Linked DNA regions of Mus musculus: region 1 is linked to region 2. Evidence: chromatin loops called from intact Hi-C (ENCODE). Cell type or tissue: gastrocnemius. All regions are shown on one strand. Region 1 overlaps Hs3st5 (heparan sulfate (glucosamine) 3-O-sulfotransferase 5). Region 2 overlaps Hs3st5 (heparan sulfate (glucosamine) 3-O-sulfotransferase 5).

The links. Hi-C counts contacts between places; a loop is a spot of excess contacts. Peaks named below come from ENCODE experiments on the same cell type or tissue, not always from the same donor. Only the 100,000 strongest peaks of a DNase experiment are listed, where the experiment ranks them.
Region 1: a loop joins it to region 2, with 5 times the contacts of the local background. A loop is called at or near these places in 4 of 42 quality-filtered maps.

What each region holds. Positions count from the first base shown.
Region 1 is chr10:36,832,270-36,837,269 of GRCm38, forward strand. Hs3st5 (heparan sulfate (glucosamine) 3-O-sulfotransferase 5) reads left to right here. Exons shown (of 5, transcript NM_001253356.1): 5 at 309-2,128. The coding sequence ends at 1,242. Among named protein-coding and RNA genes, the nearest start is that of Gm22554, 59 kb to the left of the region's middle. In gastrocnemius, a CTCF peak has its summit at 2,152 (motif pointing left); a DNase peak (open chromatin) is centred at 2,157.
Region 2 is chr10:36,544,329-36,549,328 of GRCm38, forward strand. All of the region lies in intron 1 of Hs3st5 (heparan sulfate (glucosamine) 3-O-sulfotransferase 5), which reads left to right. Among named protein-coding and RNA genes, the nearest start is that of Hs3st5, 40 kb to the left of the region's middle. In gastrocnemius, a CTCF peak has its summit at 2,506 (motif pointing right); no DNase peak of the experiment used is centred here.

The sequences.
Region 1 (5,000 bases), 290 kb after region 2:
ACAAAGCTATTAGTATGGCTGGTGTCACTTGTCTATCCTGTACTGTTAGCATCAGTACACGCTGCAGTTAATTAAGTGCTTGGTGAATAAAAAAATTTAAGGAGCACTAATAAAAAAAATCCCATCAATTATCTGTGCTCTACTGAATACAGGGTTACTTAACATAAAAATACCCAAACATATGTTCATTATGGATTACAGCAGCCTGGGACCCAGTGGCTTTATTAATGCGTGTTCATTTTGAGCCTGGCACAGATGCAGAATGAAGAGAAGTATATTGTGACAAGTTCTTTCTCTTTTGCTTGCAGGCTCCAGCCCATTTGCCCTGTTGAAAGTCGATTTGGTGGTGCCCACAACCAGGCTGAGTTGCCACTGCGGGCCCTGCAGTTTAAGAGAGGCTTGCTGCATGAGTTCCGGAAGGGCAATTCTTCCAAGGAGCAGGTTCACCTCCATGACCTGGTCCAACAGCTCCCCAAAGCCATTATCATTGGGGTGAGAAAAGGGGGCACAAGGGCCCTGCTAGAGATGCTCAACCTCCATCCTGCAGTGGTCAAAGCTTCCCAAGAGATCCACTTCTTTGACAATGATGAGAATTATGCCAAGGGCATTGAGTGGTACAGGAAAAAGATGCCTTTTTCCTACCCTCAGCAAATCACGATTGAAAAGAGCCCGGCATATTTCATCACAGAAGAGGTTCCGGAAAGGATTTACAAGATGAACTCATCCATCAAGCTGTTGATCATTGTCAGGGAGCCGACCACAAGAGCAATTTCTGATTATACTCAGGTGCTAGAGGGGAAGGAGCGGAAGAACAAAACCTACTATAAGTTTGAAAAACTGGCTATAGACCCTAATACCTGTGAAGTGAACACGAAATACAAGGCGGTTAGGACCAGCATATACACAAAACATCTGGAGCGCTGGTTGAAATACTTTCCCATTGAACAGTTTCATATCGTAGATGGTGACCGTCTTATCACAGAACCTCTGCCGGAACTACAGCTGGTGGAAAAGTTCTTAAACCTTCCTCCGAGGATAAGTCAGTACAATTTATATTTCAATGCTACCAGAGGGTTTTACTGTCTGAGATTTAACATTATCTTTAATAAGTGCCTGGCGGGCAGCAAGGGGCGCATCCATCCAGAGGTAGACCCCTCCGTCATTACCAAATTGCGCAAATTCTTTCATCCTTTTAATCAAAAATTTTACCAGATCACTGGGAGGACATTGAACTGGCCCTAAAATAATATAGCAAACAACACCATGTGTTGTATCTAGAGACGCATGGCGTCCCCTCTACATTAAAATATGCACTTTCCCAGACACAGCTCCCCAATTCATTTTTCCATAAATACTTGTACATATGCAGTGTGTGACCAAATATGAGATCAATTGTTTTTCTACTGAAACTTTACAAAAAATAAATAATAAATGACTGTCTACATGGTTGCATCTGTTAAGCTATTTGCAGAAAGGAAAGGAAAGGAAACGGAAGAGGTGGTGGGACTGTAGAAAGTGACCTCAGATATTCTCAAGTTAGTCTTCCTTTGAGAAAATTCCTTTGACTTAGAACTTGTCACCCACCATTGTCAGATTTAAGCCAAAAGATGAGATGTGAAAATGTACCAATGGCTGCGCAGCTTCAGGAATTAGAGGATTCAGTTTTATGATTCATTTGCCTGTTTGTTCGTTTGTTTTGTTTGTTTTGGTTTGGTTTTGTCCTAAACTAACATTGGCTCTTTAATTCAAACACTGGATTGGTGCCATGAAAACAGAATACGCTATTTTCTTATAATTTAAAAGAATGTCTTAGCTCAGAAAATTAACACTGTTCCAAAGTTCTTGTGGTGATTTTGCACTATAGTTTCCTGGTATGTTCCATGGTGTCATTTGTCGCATGTCAATCACGTGCTGGAAAATCACCACATTCTTTTACTTCCATGTTTGTATGTCAACAAAGAAAAATGTCCTGTAGATATGTGTAAATGATGTAAATACTCGTTTCACACTAAGTAATTCTATTTTGTAAACTGAATATGGCTATTTAATTTATTGTGAAAATTAAATTTATTGTGGTATTTAAAACGGAATGGATTAAAATTACACAATGTGCAACTTTCCTTAAAAATGCCTTTTGCTTTGTGCGCCCCCTGCTGGCCTCCAGCGTCGAAGCTGTGTGGTTTTGAGGGTACTTGGAGTAATTCCCTTCACACCTGGATTTCCAAACTCTTGTAAAAATGTGCTTTAATGGTGGGGTGGAGAACACTTTACAAACATTTCAACCCTCTGGAAATCAAGGCACAACAGCCACCTCAGAAAACTCCACTGCTGGTCTGCCACTAAGTGTGTTAATAGAATTCACATGCTGCTGTGCCCGAGAGAAAGAGCTAAGAAACATGACTGCAGTTGAACCTCTAATCACAGTCAGGTCAGGGAAAAGGTAAAATCAGATTAGAACACTTCTGTGGTGTGTGTAGTGAGAGCTGCTGGTGCTGGTGATGCAAGCCAGGACTCAAGCGATCAAACCACACAGCATTGGCATATACAAAATAAGAGATGGCTTGCATTCCCACCTAGAGAAAGTAACACTAAATTGGGTGCTCCCACAACATCAGAGACTCTAACTTTGACCTAAACACTACTCAGAAAAAGACAGAAAGAGTTATAACAACATCAGCAAATGGTTCATCTGCTTTGTAAGTGCTTAGCCAGGAGGAAATGTTTGAGAATGCTCTGCTCAACACCAGGATGCCTAGAGAATCACAAGAGTTTGTCCTTGTGGTAACAAGAGTTGGGGTTCTTAGCTCTTTTTCCTGTCCAGTAATCTGATGGTGATCTTTCCTAAGTAAATAGCCTTTTCCCCTCTATAATCAGTATGGACAGTCTCTCCAGCCACAGTTTTGGTCATCACCTCTTCTGTCTGAGTTAGCAGGACATTCTTCCCTCAGAATGACACAGGCAGAGCAGCAACAGCAGGCCCTCACTGTATAACAACTCTGGAGGGTGAGTCTGAAACTCCAAATGTCATTCACATCTTTCCTAGGCAGGAAGGAGGCTAATATAAAGAGCTGCCTCATTCTTTCCTGCACCTCAACTGTCAGCTGTCAGAGCAAACTCTGAATCTTCCATTCCAGGACATAATGAATTAGCACTAATCTCACAGAGGTACTCCAAGAGCACCATACAGCTAACATGGACCTGTAGACTTAATATTGAATTATGCCCCAAGGGAACACTGACATGTCTAAGATTTAGCCTCAGCTAATGAATTGAAATGTCTCTATACTAATGTGTCATGTTACACACTTTCTTTTTTATTTCTTGTCATATGTTGGCAAGATGTGGACTGTTATACTATGGACATACAAAATGATGTCGTAGTTTTGTAGTGCTTTGTAAAATGATCAAATTGAGCTAATTAACATATTCATAGCCTCAAATAGTTTCTATTTGTATGGTGAGAATATTAGAAATTTACTCTCAGTGCCCATGTAGCATTTGGTATACCATTCGGCATGCTGTGCTTGATTTGGAAAAAAACAAAACAAAACAAAACAAAACAAAACAAAACAAAAAAACAGACAGACTTTTCCTCCTAAGGGAAGTTTAAAATGCTATCCGTGGAATAATCAGACTTTGTTCTAAGATTCTGTTTGACTTAAGCCAACTTCTAGACTTTTAGTTTTAGTTCAACCAGTTCTGGAAAACAAAGGCACCGTGATTTCTAGTTGCTGTTCTTTCTAAATGAGTTGATGATTTCTAGTTCCTGTTCTTTCTAAATGAGTTGATGCAATGCTGTCAAAGCCGGGGCCTCCGATGGCAGAACTTGAGGGTGTCATGCCTCATTTAACTGGAAAGCCAATCACAGCAATACTGATTAAGCCAGGTAGAGAAATAAAGAACATATGACTTAATAGCAGACTTCCACTGTGGACTTTCCCTGTTTAGAAAAAAATGTGTCCTGCTGTCATCAGACAGGCAGACTTCTAGAGAAATCCACAGCCCCTTATGGTCACTCTGCTAGGGTTCTTGTTAATGAGTTACTGCTTTGCCATCATGAACACCTCGCATTCCTTCCAGAGGCTTGGCAACACTGTGCAGCTTTATCAAATAGTTTCAACTAGAAACAGAGGGAGGTATTTAAGCCATGGTGTCATTTCCAGTGGATCATAAACTTAGAGAGCCATTTTGGAACCCAAGTAACTTCCATTATAATTATACAAAGAACCCAAGATAGGGGTTCTATCAAGCCCCCAAGTAGGGGGCTATCAGACCTGAAGATGAATATCTTTAAATCCCAGGGACTACAGAGATGGCTCAGTGGTTAAGAGCACTGATTGCTCTTCCGAAGGTCATGGGTTCCATTCCCAGCAACCACATGGTTGCTCACAACCATCTGTAATGGGATCCAATGCCCTCTTCTGGTGTGTCTAAAGACAGCTACACTGTACTTGTAATACATAAAATAAATAAATCTTTTAAAAAATATATCTTTAATCCCTAACCACCTGAAACCACCACACATAAACACACACTTAATTCAGGCACAAATAGTTTCCTATAACTGCAGGAGATGACTAAAATACTTTGCTCCATGGTTAATGCTTCTTACTCAAAGAGTTATATGTCCCTCATAAACGTGGATGACCAGAGATTTAATGATATATGTTAATGGACTATTAACACTGTCTTTTGCCAGGTGGGTCACAGGACCTTCTGGGTAGAACCTTCTGGGTGCATGGTCCTTGGTGTTGCACCTGATATAAGAATTATCCTGGGGTAGAAGCACAAGGACCAAGAGACTCATCAAGATACTACAGACTCCTCAATCGAGAATGACAATCAAGTGCAGTCTAAATTCTAGCCCCGCTGGCAACCTTTTGTTGTGTCCCAAAAGCTATTTGGTAAATCAGATTGTCTTCATAACCACAGCAACTTGCTGCTGGAATCTGTTGTTGTTGTTGTTGTTGTTGTTGTTGTTGTTGTTGTTGTTGTTGTTG
Region 2 (5,000 bases):
GTAAATGCTCATTCATCTGCTTCTTACTTTTAAATGCAAATTTTTCACCCTTTACCTTTATGGGGAGATAATTTAAAGTAGAATTTACATATGATATGTTGTATTTTACATGGGCTTTAATATCAAAATTATTTTATGAATGTCTTCTAAGTTCGTATTTTAGACCAGCATCAATAAATCCAATTTTAATCTTAGTTTCTATATTAAGTTTTAATATAGCAATAAAACTCTTAGACATCTCTTTGTTATATCAAACAGGGGATTTTAGTGTAGTCCTTAAAAATCTTAGTGTAATACTCAATAGATATTTATGTGAGGAAAAAAAGTAAGTCCAGTTGTAATACACGTTCTTCAAATGTGACCCTCTTCACTATTCTCATAAAAGAAAGAATAATAGTGTTGATATGATTTAAGCACTGACCATAGTACTATGTAGCCACAGGCATCCTGTAACAATCAGAAAGATGTCCTAGCCAACTTAGATCTAGACCTGCACTATGGATATAATAGAATACGTGGGCTTAGGAATCAAAATATAGAATTTTCTCTCAGAACCCACAATCTTAATTTCAACTTCCTATATCAACAAGCATAGAAGTGTAATTGGCATTTCCTGATAATGTCCCTTGCTTAACAAGTATGGAATATGTTTATTCTGCTCTTGCTACTTCAGCTAATTGTATACAGGTTTCCCATATCCTTCCCCCAGTCTGCAACAGCTCCTACTGCTACCTGTTCTTTGGTGGTCAGAAATAGGTTTCAGGAGGAATGAAGAGATTTTTAAAATGAAGCAAAGAAGCAATTTTATCTTATGTTTCACAGGCAGGGCATGGGTGTTGAGCATTCAGGATGATGATTTCTAGCAAACTCAGAAACAGATAAGGACTATCAGGTCTCTGACTCGGATTCCCATGTTATAAATCATTTATTACATTTTTATTTACACTAGATTTCTGAATAAAACTTGGCACATTTTTAGCAGTTACCTCTTTGTCTTCTAGGGTTAAATGAGACTATTTAGTCTATAATCATTTTTATGGTTATATGATTAATAGTGAACATATAGGGGAAAACTTTCAAAGTATGGCCCATAGACTCCTGATTACCTCTAGTCACTAGCCAGAGATTCTTAAAAGACAAAGCTATTTTTTTTCTTTTCATTACATTGCTATTTGCATGATTGGGACAAAACTCATTTGTGAGTTGCTCCAAACTGATTGTCATGCATTCATACTGAGAAGAGAGTAGAAGGAGACAACTTTACCTAGGAATGTAATGAAAGAGTACAAGTTACTAACTATATTATCAACCCTTGAATATGCTTTTATTAATACACTATGTACTGAAATCGAGTATACATACAAAACATTTGTTCTGCATACACCAATACAAATATTTTCTTGAGAGAAAGGCTCAGGTGGATTATTTGAGTTGCTAGCTGAACTAGCCACATTTTCATTGTACTAGTTATTTTACTGTAAAAAAAAAGGATTAGCATTGTAGCATCATTCATACTTAGCTATTTTACAGATATTTTGTCAAGAAATGATCAAAGTTGATAATATTTGTTTATATAGGGTTCCAGATTTCAAGAAAAAGTACTAGAAAAAAATCTATGCTTATGACACCATTAGTGTGACAGCTTTTCTGATGAAGTAACTGGTTGTATTAATAAATGTGAATTTTGAATAAAGAAATGTGTCAACAGGTAGAAAATCTTCAGAAATAACACCAGTACTTTGTAAGAGTCCAATGCATTACTTTATAATTTATGCTTGCTAAAACTCCATTCAAAGTGAAAAATAGGTCAATATATTTTAATATGCTGGAGTTGATTGATATAGTTTCAGATTCCACATTACAACTACCCTTTAAGACACTATTGCTTGTCAACTTTTGCTGTAGTAGAAAGAATGATGCTCAAAATTACATGAAAGGTATTAAATCACTCTTTCCTTTTCCACTTGCAGAATTATGTGAGCTCAATTTTTTATTTCTCTACCAACACAAATGTAATGTTAGAACACACCGACTACTGAGGCATTTATGACAGATTGTGAATAAGCCATATATGTGTTAAGTAGATTTGTAAGCATATAAAATAGTAGATACCTTCCTAACTTCCTACACTTTTACGCTTTGAATTTTTTTGTAATTATTTTTGCAATATTATTATTGATGATAACATATAATAAAAGATTCATTATTTTTTAAAGATGTAAGTTATACAGGTTTAAATGTCTATCATCATAGGAATGATTGATAATACCTATAAAATCAAAAACATTTTTAAAAAATTATCTTTTTTTTTAAAGTTCAGTTGTTATCCCTCTTGCAGACTGCCCTCTGACAGTTCCTCATTCCCCCCCCCCCCCCAGCCCTCCATCCTCGTCTCCAGGAAGATGTCCCACCCCCCTTGAGAATTAATGATTACAGACCATTTAGTGTGTGCTATGGAGGAAGGTACTCAAATCTAAAATAAATCACCACTAGCCACTAGAGGGCGCATTCATTTTATATAAATGTATAGTGGAGAGGCAATAAAATTGACCTATAAGGATGCCACATTTTATTAGTAGGCCAATATTGTACCTAAGAATCCATTCACTAAAGACAAGACTGAAGAAAACACAAGTCCTTAACATATGATGCCATGTGAAAAGAAGTCATCATGTATTCCTCTGATTGCATCCTTATCCATACCATATCAGAATGGTGGTTTTGTTTTTGTTTTTGTTTTTGTTTTTGTTTTTCATTTTACTGACTTTTGTGTAACTGCTGATTGAATGGATATCAGTCAGAAACACTTCTTAAATCTTGTGTTTTGCCCAGGGATTTTTATATCTGTTACATTAGAATGGCTATGCCTATGGATAGAATTGTTATTCAATAAGTTATTTTCTCTTTTCTGAAGCCAACAGAGAATCACATGTCTACTGAAGCCCAATCATTCCTGTTTTGTTTTGGTTTTAATTTTCCTTTAAAAGTTCCTTAAATTTCTTCCTTTCCTTTCTTTTCCTTTCCTTTCCTTTCCTTTCCTTTCCTTTCCTTTCCTTTCCTTTCCTTTCCTTTCCTTTCCTTCCTTCCTTCCTTCCTTCCTTCCTTCCTTCCTTCCTTCCTTGCTACGTCCACTCCAGTGAAGTCTGCTTGGCAGGCCTAAAAGCCTGTAAGCAGTCACGAGGCGAGTTTCACGGAAACAGCCTCCTGGAACCTTGGCATTCCCATAGCTGTATACTCAAAACCTGTCCCTGCGTTAGTCTGGTGCATGGATCCATGTGCTCTCTTTCAGTATTGTTTTATTATAAGTGCCTTTTAGGATTGATTTTGACATATAGCTAAGCCTTTGCCTGTGTTCCAATGTCCTAGGCAGCCCTTGAAGCTGACCCTGAGCTTGGAATTCAGTAAGAATGTTACCAATTTGGTAACACTCAAATTTACTTCTAGTAGAGACAGTGAAAATAATCAGGCATTACAATTTACTTGACTAGAGCTTGAAAGCTCAGGGCTAGTCTGCATAGTAATTACTTAGGACAATAGCCGAATCACACCCAAACAGGAATACAAAATGGTCTAGGAAATGGGTGAGTTGTCACATGAAAGGGTTAGTAGAACTCCCTGGTCCAGGTTTTTTTTTCACTAGGCCCAGAGGAATAGCATAATCAGGTATTTACTAAAGAACCCCTGGTGGTGGGTTTAACAATAGACTAGCATTGCATCAGAGCATTCACCTGGCTCCTGTGTTTAGCAGATCTTTTTAATTAAGGATTGTTCCTATTCTCAGTGGTAAACATGGCCTGGCTCCACACCATCTTTTTATGTATGCATTCTTTTTTGTTTTGTGTCACTGTAACTTGGTGGATATGTTCGCCTGGCTTTCTTGTTTTTCTTCTGTATTAAAAGGCTGGTGTTCTTTAGGAGAAAATACATTCAGATTCAACACTCCCTTGTCTGGGTCTGTTTGTCAATTCTCACCGACTCTTTGTGCCCATCTGTCTGAAACCCTGATTCCACACGGATAGAGAGAGGCCAACTGGGCCCGATCCATCCGTGGCACTTCCTCCCTCCCTCCCTCTCTTCCTTCCTTCCTTCCTTCCTTCCTTCCTTCCTTCCTTCCTTCCTTCCTTCCTTCCCTCCTTCCCTCCCTTTCCTTCCTTCATTCCATCATTCCTTCTTTCTTTTCCTTTTTTTTTTTTAACATTTTTATATGTAAGTATCATTGTACTTTGCTTACACTGTTGTCTCCCCTTCTCCCTTGGTCCTCTTCCTAATTAGGAACGTTTTAAATAAGTTCAAACCTAATTCAGTAAGAGTAGTGTCAATGTTGTTGATCTATTGATAAGTTGAGAAAGTATGGCATGTTCTTCCTATGAATAATAAAGACAGTGTGACTTGGGCGTGAGATGAAGAATTGAGGCTGAAGATGCAGCCCAATGCTCTCATGGCAAAGAAGAGCATGAAAAGGGGACTGGAAAGAAGTTTTTGATCACTAAATCACTGAACTGAAGCTTACCCAGACTAATTTTTGTTTCCAGACACATATTGTACCCCAAATATCTGCTCCGTAATTTTTTTGTAAGAGTTTTCATTATTCCTCATTGCTTTTTGGATGGTTTAATGTATTTTAGCCTGGCATCTATGTATCTGAATTATTGTCCTATGTTTTACTTAAGTTGGAAGATGATTGATAGTTTAATTTTGCTTATAGCCACAGTGAAGAAATAAAGCCAGGTAACTCTATCATTTATAAACTTAAGCATGACCTTCGCTTAGTATTTCTCACATGCTGCCATAATCCATTGATCACTTAATAATCATTTTCTGTGGCTCCCAGCAGGCCTAGGTTACTCTTACCTTGAGACGACATTTTGAAGATTATGTTGACTAAAATGAGTGATCATTCTTATTACCTCATTTAACATATCACACATACACACACACACACATATGTGCTCATCTCCCATTAGATGAATACATACTTCTAAAGTATAGCCTTCAGGATG